4 separate regions of the Homo sapiens genome follow, and regions 2, 3 and 4 are each linked to region 1. Evidence: chromatin contacts called from ENCODE Hi-C or POLR2A ChIA-PET data. All regions are on one chromosome and are shown on one strand. The core of a region is the stretch at or near the end of the contact, and the rest is flanking DNA. Distances in the headings are between cores, read along the strand shown.

Region 1 (2,819 bases), core at 213-2,712:
GATGGAAGGACCACTTGAGCCCAGGAGTGAAGGCTACCGTGAGCTACGATTGCACCACTGCACTCCAGCCTGGGTGACAGAGCAAGACCCTGTCTCTTAAAATTTTTTAATTAAAAAAAGATAGATGGATAGATAGATACACACACACTATTGGGGCATGTGCATGTATGCACATACACACACACATAGACACACACACACACACACACACATAGACACACACACACACACACACACACACATACATACACACATGCTTTCCAGTCTCCACAATCACATAAGCCAGTTTCTTAAAATAAATCTTAAATTCTTAAAATACACATATATTTGTGTATATATGTGTAATATAAACATATTTTATATACATACACACATATATATGTATATATACACACCTGTCTTCCCATGTGTATGTATACATATATACATACACCAATGTATACATATATACATACAGCTCTTGGTTTACATGTATACATACATGAAGACGGAATCAACAGGATGTGTGTGTATGTGTATACATATATATACACATCTGTATATACACATACACACACATACACACATATACATCTGGTTATACACATGCACATATATACATATATACATCCGTATATACACATACATACACGCATACATCCTGTCGATTTTGTCTTCATGTATGTATACATGTAAACCAAGAGCCATATGTAAAAATGTATACATTGGTGTATGTATATATGTATATATACACACAGGAAGACAGGTGTGTGTATATATATACATATGTGTGTGTGTATATATAAAATATATTTTATACATATACACACATGTGTATATATTTAAGTTAAATATATGCATATATGTATTTACATACACATTTACTATGCATATGTATATAAATATGTAAATTAATATACATATATGTTTAATTATATATACATGAACAATTAAAAATTAACTGGGCATGTGCATACATACACATATTATACACACACACACACACACACACACACACACACACATAATCCTATTGGTTCTGTTTCTCTGAAGAACCCTGACTAATACAGGGTTCCTTACTAGTCCAGTGGGTGGGTTCCCATATCAGATGTTTAGTAACTGCTCCATGAATGGATGGAGCTGGAAGGGAATATGGAGCAGGAGAAGTTGAAAAATGTGAGGCAGTAGGGCACAGGGACCAGGAGTCAGGGTAAAGTTCTAGCGGGGTGGAGCATGATTCTCAAGGTGAGACTTCAAGAATCCTGCTTCTTATTCCGTTTTCCTAGACAAGACCCAAGACAGACACTGTTCATTCAGTAATAGAGATAATATATAAGGCCAGAGGTTCTTTTGGCTAGATCTCTAAGAGACCAGGGTTCAGACAGGGTAATGGTGAAGAAATTCCCAAGCAATGAGTCAGGGCCCAGGAAATGCTTCTGCCTGACTAAAATGATGACAGGATCGTTATCAAGATGTGTCTAGATGTGCACGTAAGTTATGAAGCGTAGGCCAGCCATGACCCTCTGTCCTTCCCACCTGTGCCGCCTACATCTTCCCTCACACTCTCTCCCTGACACCTTTATTCCCAGAGATGCTCTTTACCTCTGACTGCCTTTCCCCAGCTAGAGTGGCCTGTCAGCTGCTGTGGGTTCCTGGCATTGCCCAGCCAGGGCTGCATTTAAAAGCCATTTCACTCTCTAGTCTGTGCAAATACAGGAACTGTGTAAGCAAGTTTTTTTTTTTTTTAAGGGAAAACTATAAAATGTGGACAGTAAATTACATTGCTGTTTTTCCCCTCCCAGTGCAAAATGGCAGGCTGTTAAGTGGTTTGGAGCTAAGTCAGTGTTTCAGATTAAAGGGAGTCAAATCTAAACCTCACATTACTTCAAGAGCATGAAAAAGATATAGCCTTAAATAGTCCCTATAACTGACAGAGGGAAAGGAGGCTGATTGTCAGTTATTACTGCTAATTTTGTATTTGCAGATAGGTGGAAGGTCTCTGGATCTTTTTAAGCACAGGTATGCCCATTTTAAACTAGGCCAATTTAGGAAAACCTAGTCTAGCAAATCAGAAAGTTTAGCAAGTGATTCTTCACATTTCAAAGAATTCTTCACTTCGAAAGCAATTAAGACCATCTCTATGATTAGTAATGGTTTAAAAGTCTGCCACAAATGTATTCCTAATGATCCATCAGAAAAGTATTTCCCTTACTGAAGGGCCCTGGTAATTATTTAGAGACTATAATGAGCCATATCCACATTGCATTATTTAAAACATGTATTTACTGGAAGACTATATTTGACAAAGGATTTCCTACACCTATAAAATTGGCCCCACTGTCAGATTAAATTGTAAAAGGAAAATAAAAAGAAAATACAGAATATAACCTTAAGCACAAGATTGCTTGAAATTCAAATATAATACCCCTATTACCTATTTTTACATGGCATTAACTTTAAACAAAGGATTGAGTACCTGACATTATAGGAACCTGAATATAAATTTGTTTATCCCACAGATGTAGTTTTATTGCTTACTATATGTAAAGCACTGTGTTATCCCCTAAAGTAGATAGAAAATGAAGGTGATGCTTTCCCTCCAAGAAAACTGGAGAAATAAGGCATAAATATGAATCACTTAAGAAATAACAGGGCTGGGTGCAGTGACTTAACACCTGTAATTCCAGCACTTTGGGAGGCTGAGGCTGGAGGATCAACTGAAGCCAGGAGTTTGGGACCAGCCTGGGCAACATACTAAGACCCCATCTCTACAAAAAAAAAAATTTTGTTAACTTGCCAGGCATGGTGGTGCATGCCTGTAGTCCTAGCTACTAGGGAGA
Region 2 (2,819 bases), core at 92-2,591, 210 kb before region 1:
ATGGCAAGGCAGAAAACTGTAATGATAAGCAGCTGAAGTCTTCTGGGGGACATAATTGTCTTACTTGCCGTGAATTGCTTACAACTAGACCCTTATGTGAGAGAGAAATAAACTATCTTGTTTAAGCCACTTAGCATTTTTCCTGTTACTTGCAGCTGTAATTAACTGCTGATTAATCTTGGTTAATTCATTGCCTTCATCAACTGTTCACCACACACAGAGACACTGCCTGAGCATGAAGACAACTCAGAGAAAGGCAGAGCAAAAACAAAAAGAATTCTGTTAATATAATTTGAGTCACCGGATCTAGTCACGCCTAAAGTCATGCTACCTTTTGAGTTTTTCAGTTAAATAAGCCAGCCTATTTACTTGTTGCTTAGGATGTTAAAACTTGAGTTTCTGTCATTTGCAACAACAACAATAAAAGTCCAGATGAATCAGCAACCATGAGGAAGTATTGCTCTCAATAATGCATATGACATTATTTTGACCAATTATGGGCTCTAGAATTGGGAGTCAGAATCAATGTATCTTGATATCTCCAGATTCTCAAGAGACAGAGAGGTCTAAACTGACATCTGGATTACATTATCATCCACATTATTCCTTTGCCATGGGCATATTGTTTCTATTATTTTAAACACCACATGGAGCTCCACAGGCTTGCAAGACATTTCCCTGGAAATTAATAATTCAGGAAGATTCACCTGGCTTCAAAGTACAGGAGGGACTGAAAGGATTTTGAAGGGTGGAATGGAATCGCAGAGACCAGTTAGGAGTAGGAATTGAGGTAACAGGGGCTTAGTGTTAGTGTGAATACATACAAAAGGACAACAGTTAAGAAAAAAAAAAAAATCTTACCTCTACCTTTAACACATGTTCTGTTCTACTGGTATTTTATATTAGTAAAGTGGTTCATAGTTCATGAAGTATTTTCACATACATTATCTCATTTGATACTTAAATAAGCAAAGTGAGTAACTAGTGTTACCATTTTACAGAAGTGGAAACTGAGGCTTAGTGTGGGTATGGGTCTTACCCAAAGTCATGTTGGTGTCAGAGCAGGGGCCAAAACCCAGATTTTCTGATTAGCAGTTGAATCTGGATGCATTGGCTCTCTCCGTACAGAGACTTACCTATAAGCAAAATTTTCTTTTCAAGCAACTTCATTCAGTTTTGTTTGTGAATTCTACTTCATTGTTAGTCATTTCATTGTTCTCTTCTTACTCATTACCTGTCCTGAGAAGTGATGTAGGCTGAGAGACAAAACTTTATCCTAATATGAATCATCTTTATAATGCAATATTGGAACCAAGGAGTGTGTGTGTGGGGACTGGGGGAGTGGAATTAGGAACTACCAAACAGCAACAAAAACCACAACGTTGAGTACCAGAGAATGAATTTACGGTAATTTAAAAAATCTTTTTCTCTGCTTAGTGCCTCCAATACGAGATCACCTCTTGTTCATTATGGCACCAGTAGGCCTGATTATTTTAATAATTTACCATTTCAAGGAGCCATGGAGACAGAAAGGAAATTGCTTTTAGACAATGTGTTATTCAAGCAAACGGAAATGGTTTCTGAACCACAGAAAACAAATAAACATGCCTCTACCTGGAACTTCATTAGTGTTTGCCTGTTGTCTGGCGCTAAAGGATGTGCTTTAAAAAAATGGTGCAGTGTGTGCTTGGAGATTCTGAATGTTAGTGGGGCTATCTGAACTCTAAAAGAAGAGGATGTTGACTGTGTCTAGGACCACTGAACTTGGATGAACTCCTACAGGCTGGGTGTGAAACCACATGCTAAATGTCTTCCCATACAGCAAAATAAGATGCCAAATCCTTAATGGTCAGCTCAGTTTTTATAACTTCTCAAGAAGCATATTTTATTATTACTCAAAATATAATGCAAGTATACCATGTATAGCTGTGGTATAAGAACATTAATCAGAACATTGATACATGGTGCTCTAGTGACACTGTAAAGCCTTCTAGAAGAATTACCCATCTTCTGTTCTTATCATGTCTATTAATGTGCCTTTCATCCTTTGCTTGTGAATTAAAAAATACGTTGTTTGGAATTCTGTGGGATCCTGCTGAATTCCTTAGGACCATGGTCAAACATAGCTAAATGGTTATCCTTTTCCATAATATTATTCTTGGGCATGGAAAGGAGTATCTTTTTAATAAAGGAAAATTGGCAGGGGGATTCCTTGCAGTGCAGGCCTGGTTTGGCACAAAAAGTGAGGTGTTAGAGATGCAAACATCTCATCTTCAGATCCGCAGCTGGCAAAAACACAAGGGGACACATTTCCCTGGCAAGACTGGGCCATCTGCAGCACCACAGTGGGCCTCAAGTCTCTGGACTGACCTTCGATCAAATGGTAGAAATCCAGAGTAAAGCAATGTGACCTGGCAAACAGAGGCTCCTGGAGCAGAGTGTGTGATTTCTTCCATTCCTGCAGAGATCCTCATTTGGCTGGAAGTCCACCCGAGAGACCAAGTGTTTCCAGATATTTGGCAGAAAAAGAAATACTCTCTTTTCAGCTTTCTCTAATTCAAAGAAATAGAATGCTGACAAGAAAATATGAGTATCATCCATCCTTCTGATATAGCATTAATAGCTGTACAGATTTTAATGTTTATACATAATGGTGCTAACAGTGGCTGCTTATATGGTCATTATAAGACTACAACATTTTTTAAGCTATAGGATATGATGAGAGATAGTAGATGAAATATGTGGATGCATGTATTTATGCATATGTATATATACATGCATGTAACTGCATGTGTGTGGCATGATACATGATGAAATAT
Region 3 (2,819 bases), core at 101-2,600, 190 kb before region 1:
ATGACACATTTCTCAGAATGTATCATCATTAATAAGCAAGGCATAACTGTATATTTATATAGTATATATATATATTACTGTATATTTATATACTGTATATTTATATATTTATATACCGTATATTTATATCACACAAATATACTGTATAAACTGTATATTTATATAGTATATATTACATATTACATATAAACACATAAATACTGTATAAATTATATGTTTATATAATATATATGTAAGTTTATATATAATATGTAATATATACTATGTAAATATAAATATACAGTTCTGCCTTGATTATTGATGGTGATACATTTATATACATAAAAATTCTCCTTAACCATGCTCTGAGAAACAGAGTTCTGAGAGATGAGAATAGATACTGCTTGCTAATGATCTGGAAATGCTACATGCCTTATCCTTTCTCAGTCAGAATGCTCTCTTGCACATTTAAGTCTCTTAGAAATCTTGTTCCAAAAAAGTTTAAACCTATTTAACAGAGGGTCCCAAAGACTTTATTTTGTAGCACACTTAACTGTAAAAGCATAGCACAGAACACCAGATTTGAGGAACGGAACCCTAAAGTAACCTGAATTTCTTTCTTCACAACTCAAGTCTAACTAAAGTACAGCCTTAATTATGGGCTTATATATATTATCCTTGGGAAATGAGCATCAAACTTGTGAGAATCAAGCCACAGTCTCAAAATTAGACCAGGCCCTTTTCTGTAAAGCAGTTACTCAAATTGTAACATGAGTTAAAACTCTAGGTTCCAAAATTTTTCAGACTTCATGACTTCATTCAGGAATCCTAAAAACAACTGTGGTCATCATCCATTAAAAATGCAACTTTCATAGTGTTCCACAGACAAGACAAAAAAAAAGTTATTTGGACTGACCTGGTTTTATTACTGCCCTAACAGTAAATATGTAAATAATTTAAACCAAGCAAACACATACACTAAGCATAATAAAATTCATCGTCATTGCTGCTTTATCAAGGAAAAGAACTCTGAGAAACTTGTCAAATAAATAAATGATCTGTGCCTTTCCTTGTCACTTTTCGTCTTTTCAGCAAGTTTAATAAATAAAATTGATGGTTTTGGGAAGAGTTTTAGGCCAGCTATTCCAATTGTAACATTCCTTTACCTAAATATCAGTTAACCACAACATTCCAAGCTTTGAGGCAAAAGCTGTTTCCTGCATTTATTTTGACACATATCATGAAGCAGCATCGATAAAGTTCAACCCAACAGCCCTGGCTGGAGTTTCTCCTGAAACATGCCTGCTATTTACTTTTTACTTTTCTTTGCCTCCCTTCTTCCCCCTGCCAACCCCCATCCGCTCCAGAATATGAGTCATTAAGCTTATGGTAGGAAAATAAATTATCTTCGTTTTTTAATCATTTGATGCTTGCAACATAAGCTACAAGGAAATGCAACTTTTAATCCACCCAAAGATTTTAAGTAGGATTAAGAATAACTGAAAAGACTTAGACATGAGCAAATATGCCCGACAAAGGAGAATAAAAGTGAGAATAGGCTGTAATACTTTTAGCAATATAAAATTCCAGCTCTGGATACAGATTTAAAAAATAGTGTTTTAATGGGAAATTCTTAAAGACAGAAATTTTTTTAAAACCCTCAATCTTCACCTATTCCAAAATAAAATCAAATATTCCTGATATCAGAAACTCTTCTCCTGTCATACATCAGTCCATGTCTACTTTGTAACTAACATGATAACTCTGGGCAAGATTTCAACCACTGTCCCTGGAGTAAAATTCAAAGCACATTTTAAGAAAATGTACATACATAGCCACCTTTCTCTCTCAAGAGCTAAGTAATAAATTACTCCTGAATATAGGAACCACTTTTTAAAATGTAGACATGGAAGTAGGAATTAAATAAGAAAGGAATATTGCAAAGATAGATACAGATTGCAATAAGCTATTAGAATTAGAATAAGCATTGAGAGAAATAAAAGCTACTTGAAGAAAAGAAAATTAGAAGTCAAAAGAGAAAAGGTATGGAATTTAGTTTCTATTCCTGCTCTTTGTGAATTACTTTAGTCTTTAGATTAAGACCTTTATTGTTTCTGTTTGCATTTTGTTTCTGAAATAAGTAATAACATAAAGTCACTGAAATAATATTCTAAGACATACTAGAAGAAGAAAATATATATGGTAGTTTTGTGCCCTGGAGAAAGTAAGAGGAGTAGGTCAGTATATGAATATTTCCATGAAGCAACTGGGAAGATCATGACATTCTATATATGCTGTCTCCAAGGTTTTGTCTCTCACCCTAAATTAGGTCAGAGATAAATACTTAAAATCCATTAACATTCAAATAAGAACTGAAAATCATATTTAAAAAATAATTAGAGTTCACAGCAACAGTTTACTGTGCTAACCCACCCCATCCCACCCCAATCCCAAGGAATGTCTGTGACTTGCCAAAAGAAAAGTGAATTTCTCTCTTTTTTTTTAACCACTGGGCACACATTCCCTAGCCTCTCCTACAAAATGCTAGAGGTAGATAAAATGACTTTGATAAGGTATGTACCAAAGTAGGCGAAATTTTGTAGGATTCCTTGGAAATAAAATATGCTACATCATATCTCTTGGTTTTACATTTTGGATATTCAAATTATTACATTTCAAATACATTCAACTGGGACAAATGCAATATTTAAAAAATCTTTAATCTCCAAACAATATTTATTTTCCTTCTTTTCCCTTCCTTTGTCAAATTATTAAATAATAATAATAGAATGATGCCAGTAATATTTAGTGTTTATGTACTAGGCACTATGTAGTTGTGC
Region 4 (2,819 bases), core at 195-2,694, 140 kb after region 1:
TACCCTCTGCCCTTCCCTGTCAGTAGGAATATTTAGCTCTTATTGATTTCTCTAATACTTAACTTTTTCTATTGCCAGTGAAGGCTACCCTCCCCTTCCTACTCCTCCACCCTTCAGCATTGGTTTGCACATCTGGGCTGATGTGAGAGGCTTTTTTTTTTTTCTCCCCTCAACCCATAATGTTTGGGCCTAAAGTCATAACTGCAGGTCTAGTTTAAAAAATAGCACATGTGGCTTTCAGGTTGAGGTTTCTATTTTCTGTTCTGATTCTAGACTATTCTGTCCCTAAACTGTGGAGCCTGAATAGTACATGCAAATATATTTCTCTAGCTTAAAGTATATTTTCTAGATTTTAAGGAAGTCACAGAATCAAGAGTCTAGAAATAATTTGAGAACAACAGAGAATTCTAATGTTTAAATGTTTGCAGTAAGTTTGTATCTAAGCTAATATATAGTCTATATATAGTCAAATAATAGATTTTAGATAAAATTAAGAGATGGACTGGCTTCCTGGGATGCCGGAGGGGAGGTGGGTTCTGAGGCCATACAAATTGGGAAACTATTCAGTATGAAAAGACCCACAGCAAAGAAAGTTATTTTGTTTAACTTGGCATTTCCTAAATTTATTTGAGGAAAGAACCCCTCTTTCACATAAGGAAACTTTTCAGCATGCTTCAGAAATGCTGGTGGAAAGAAAGCAAACACTTCAGTTCTAGGCCTGGCTCAGGCATTAATCCACCTTTTCATTTAACAAATATGCATTGAGTGACTACTTTGTGCCACGCACCACTTGAGGTGCTGACAATATATTCAGGGAACACAACAGACAAAAGCCTCTGTCCTTGCAGAGCTTATATTCTAGTGAAGGGAGAAAGACTATAAACATAATATGTTAGTATTACAAGGTAATGAGTGTTTCAGACAGCCATGGAGCAGGCTCGGATTTGTAGTACAGGGGTTGTCAATCTAAGTATGACTCTAACTTGAACAAATCACTAAGCCTCATTGTCCCTAATCTATAAAAAAGAAATTATAGATGATCTTGGCCCGCTCAGCTATATGAGTCCACTTTAACACCAGGAATTGTCATGTCAAACCATGGTACTGCTGGTTCACTGAGCATTTACAATCACCTTATCAGAAAAGGTGTCTGTCAAACAAGAATTCTGTAAGTTTGAATGATTTGTAATCCCACAGAAGAACAAAACACTTAAATAAATGAAGAAAACCCTTGCTGGTTCTATTTTTAATCTAATGTATACCTCAATCCAATATTGAGTAGAAAGTATTTGACTCAAGGACAGGAAACCTGCAGTAAAGGTACCAACAGCTTTTCAGCAGATGTTAGCATTCACATATGAGAAAGTTGCAGCAGTGTGCACATTGTGCTTCTGCCCTAGATCCTTATGTAAATAGGACGTCCGTGACTTGATGTTGAAATGACCTTTCAGGCAGTATTCTGTTGCCACATGCCTGAGCTTGTATCCCAGAGTAATTAGACGTTTTGACTTACACATCTTGGTATACAGTGTTTATGCTAATTATAAATGTCTGAAAGTTTCCTGAAACTTTTTCTTTGTAGCTTTTTATCAAAGACAGACAGGAGGTTGGGAGGAGGGTTGTGGATTGTGGTCCTAAGCCTTTGATTTTCAGTCTCTCATTTTTGGAATGAAAATTAAAATCTGCTTTTCCAGTTGCCGAGACATGGTGGTATATTTTTATATTCTTCATCTTGAACAAGAAACTGTTTGGAATCACAGCATTTTAATACTTTTTAAATAATATTTTATTCTTAAGGCATTTAGCTAAAAATTCAAGATTGTGAGTCCCTAAATAAAAATTATTCCCAACTGACCTGTAGGAAAAGCTTAAAATACTAAAATTAAAATGGAGAAGTTTCTATCTCACAAAGGAATGGTCTTCCAATATTGTTTCAAAATCAGACCTCAAAACTTATTTCCTGTGGTGGTTACCTCAGTCCTCAAAGCTGACCCTAGGTCTACCAGTAGCAGTCAGTACATTTTCACTTCCTCCTCCTCGTATTTCATGAACCTGAAGGCTAGTTTTTAAGAAAATGCTTTATAACCATTTTGGAAAAAAGAACTGTGTAGATACACAATGGAATAGGCTCCTGCATATCAGAGGGGACTGACGCATATCCACAGGTTCCTCTGAAACTCTGCCTGAATGGCTCTAGATTAGACAAGGTCTCAGACCCACCCTAGCTCTGGCCTTCAACAGTCCCACAGGTTCTGGTCTGCTCTGAAGTTGCCATAGTTTAGTTCTAAAGCTTCCCTCTCACCAACCTGCCCTAATTGTCATATATTACCTGCTCTTTCCAATAAGTCTCCTGCTTTCCTGTCCATTGGCCAAATTGTTACACAGCCTTACCAGCCATAAACATAAGTGCTACCTTATATACCCATTTCATTCTTAAGAGTATACTTGGATATTGATACAATTAACTTTGTGTCTAATTAATACATCTTCAAGAAATTAGATGCACTAAGTCTACAAACCCTTTTGAAATTTTAAGGATGTAAAATTTGCCTGAAAACATCTTGCTCTTGAAAAGCTTCAGATTAGCTCAGACCATACCATCTGCATTGATGCTGCTCTGAAACTACCAAGAAAAGGCAATGTAGAACTCTGATTGGCCTGGGCTTAGCTCAGACCATACCATCTGCATTGATGCTGCTCTGAAACTACCAAGAAAAGGCAATGTAGAACTCTGATTGGCCTGGGCTCCATGTCCCTTTGTTCCCTAACCTCTAAGCTCCACTTCAGCTCCATAGCTGCAAAGAAACTCATGACGTGCA

Evidence for each region. A loop is a pair of places that touch in the nucleus more often than their neighbours do. ChIA-PET counts read pairs that join two places held with the same protein, here RNA polymerase II (POLR2A). Pooled maps may share reads with other maps.
Region 2: a pooled map shows a loop between it and region 1 (4-fold over the local background). The contact joins two enhancer-like sites. A Hi-C loop is called at or near these places in 1 of 168 maps with a recorded cell type or tissue (mammary epithelial cell) and 10 of 50 pooled maps. POLR2A ChIA-PET finds 5 or more read pairs at or near these places in 4 of 52 experiments (T-cell, activated CD4-positive, alpha-beta T cell, activated T-cell and 1 more).
Region 3: a loop to region 1 is called in a pooled map, with 5 times the contacts of the local background. The contact joins two enhancer-like sites. A Hi-C loop is called at or near these places in 1 of 168 maps with a recorded cell type or tissue (thyroid gland) and 2 of 50 pooled maps. POLR2A ChIA-PET finds 5 or more read pairs at or near these places in 3 of 52 experiments (AG04449, BJ and activated T-cell).
Region 4: a loop to region 1 is called in a map of MCF 10A, with 4 times the contacts of the local background. The contact joins two enhancer-like sites. A Hi-C loop is called at or near these places in 1 of 168 maps with a recorded cell type or tissue (MCF 10A) and 5 of 50 pooled maps. POLR2A ChIA-PET finds 5 or more read pairs at or near these places in 4 of 52 experiments (MCF 10A, activated CD4-positive, alpha-beta T cell, activated naive CD8-positive, alpha-beta T cell and 1 more).

Annotation. Positions count from the first base shown.
Region 1 is chr5:96,066,779-96,069,597 of GRCh38, reverse strand. All of the region lies in intron 1 of LOC101929710 (a long non-coding RNA gene), which reads right to left. All of the region lies in intron 1 of LOC105379096 (a long non-coding RNA gene), which reads left to right. It also overlaps a transcript of CAST not described here. Among named protein-coding and RNA genes, the nearest start is that of MIR583, 11 kb to the left of the region's middle. Within about 2 kb of position 1,462, at least 6 of the 41 ENCODE cell types and tissues checked have a DNase peak (open chromatin) inside an H3K27ac peak, as active enhancers do; they include mammary epithelial cell, where a contact is called at or near this core.
Region 2 is chr5:96,278,798-96,281,616 of GRCh38, reverse strand. The region is part of intron 1 of LOC101929710 (a long non-coding RNA gene); the gene reads right to left. It also overlaps a transcript of CAST not described here. Among named protein-coding and RNA genes, the nearest start is that of PCSK1, 150 kb to the left of the region's middle. RefSeq lists an enhancer at 1,269-1,318. Within about 2 kb of position 1,341, at least 2 of the 41 ENCODE cell types and tissues checked have a DNase peak (open chromatin) inside an H3K27ac peak, as active enhancers do; they include mammary epithelial cell, where a contact is called at or near this core.
Region 3 is chr5:96,253,627-96,256,445 of GRCh38, reverse strand. All of the region lies in intron 1 of LOC101929710 (a long non-coding RNA gene), which reads right to left. It also overlaps a transcript of CAST not described here. Among named protein-coding and RNA genes, the nearest start is that of MIR583, 180 kb to the right of the region's middle. Within about 2 kb of position 1,350, at least 9 of the 41 ENCODE cell types and tissues checked have a DNase peak (open chromatin) inside an H3K27ac peak, as active enhancers do.
Region 4 is chr5:95,923,521-95,926,339 of GRCh38, reverse strand. The region is part of intron 2 of ELL2 (elongation factor for RNA polymerase II 2); the gene reads left to right. Among named protein-coding and RNA genes, the nearest start is that of ELL2, 37 kb to the left of the region's middle. RefSeq lists enhancers at 1,321-1,615, 2,097-2,236. Within about 2 kb of position 1,444, at least 6 of the 41 ENCODE cell types and tissues checked have a DNase peak (open chromatin) inside an H3K27ac peak, as active enhancers do.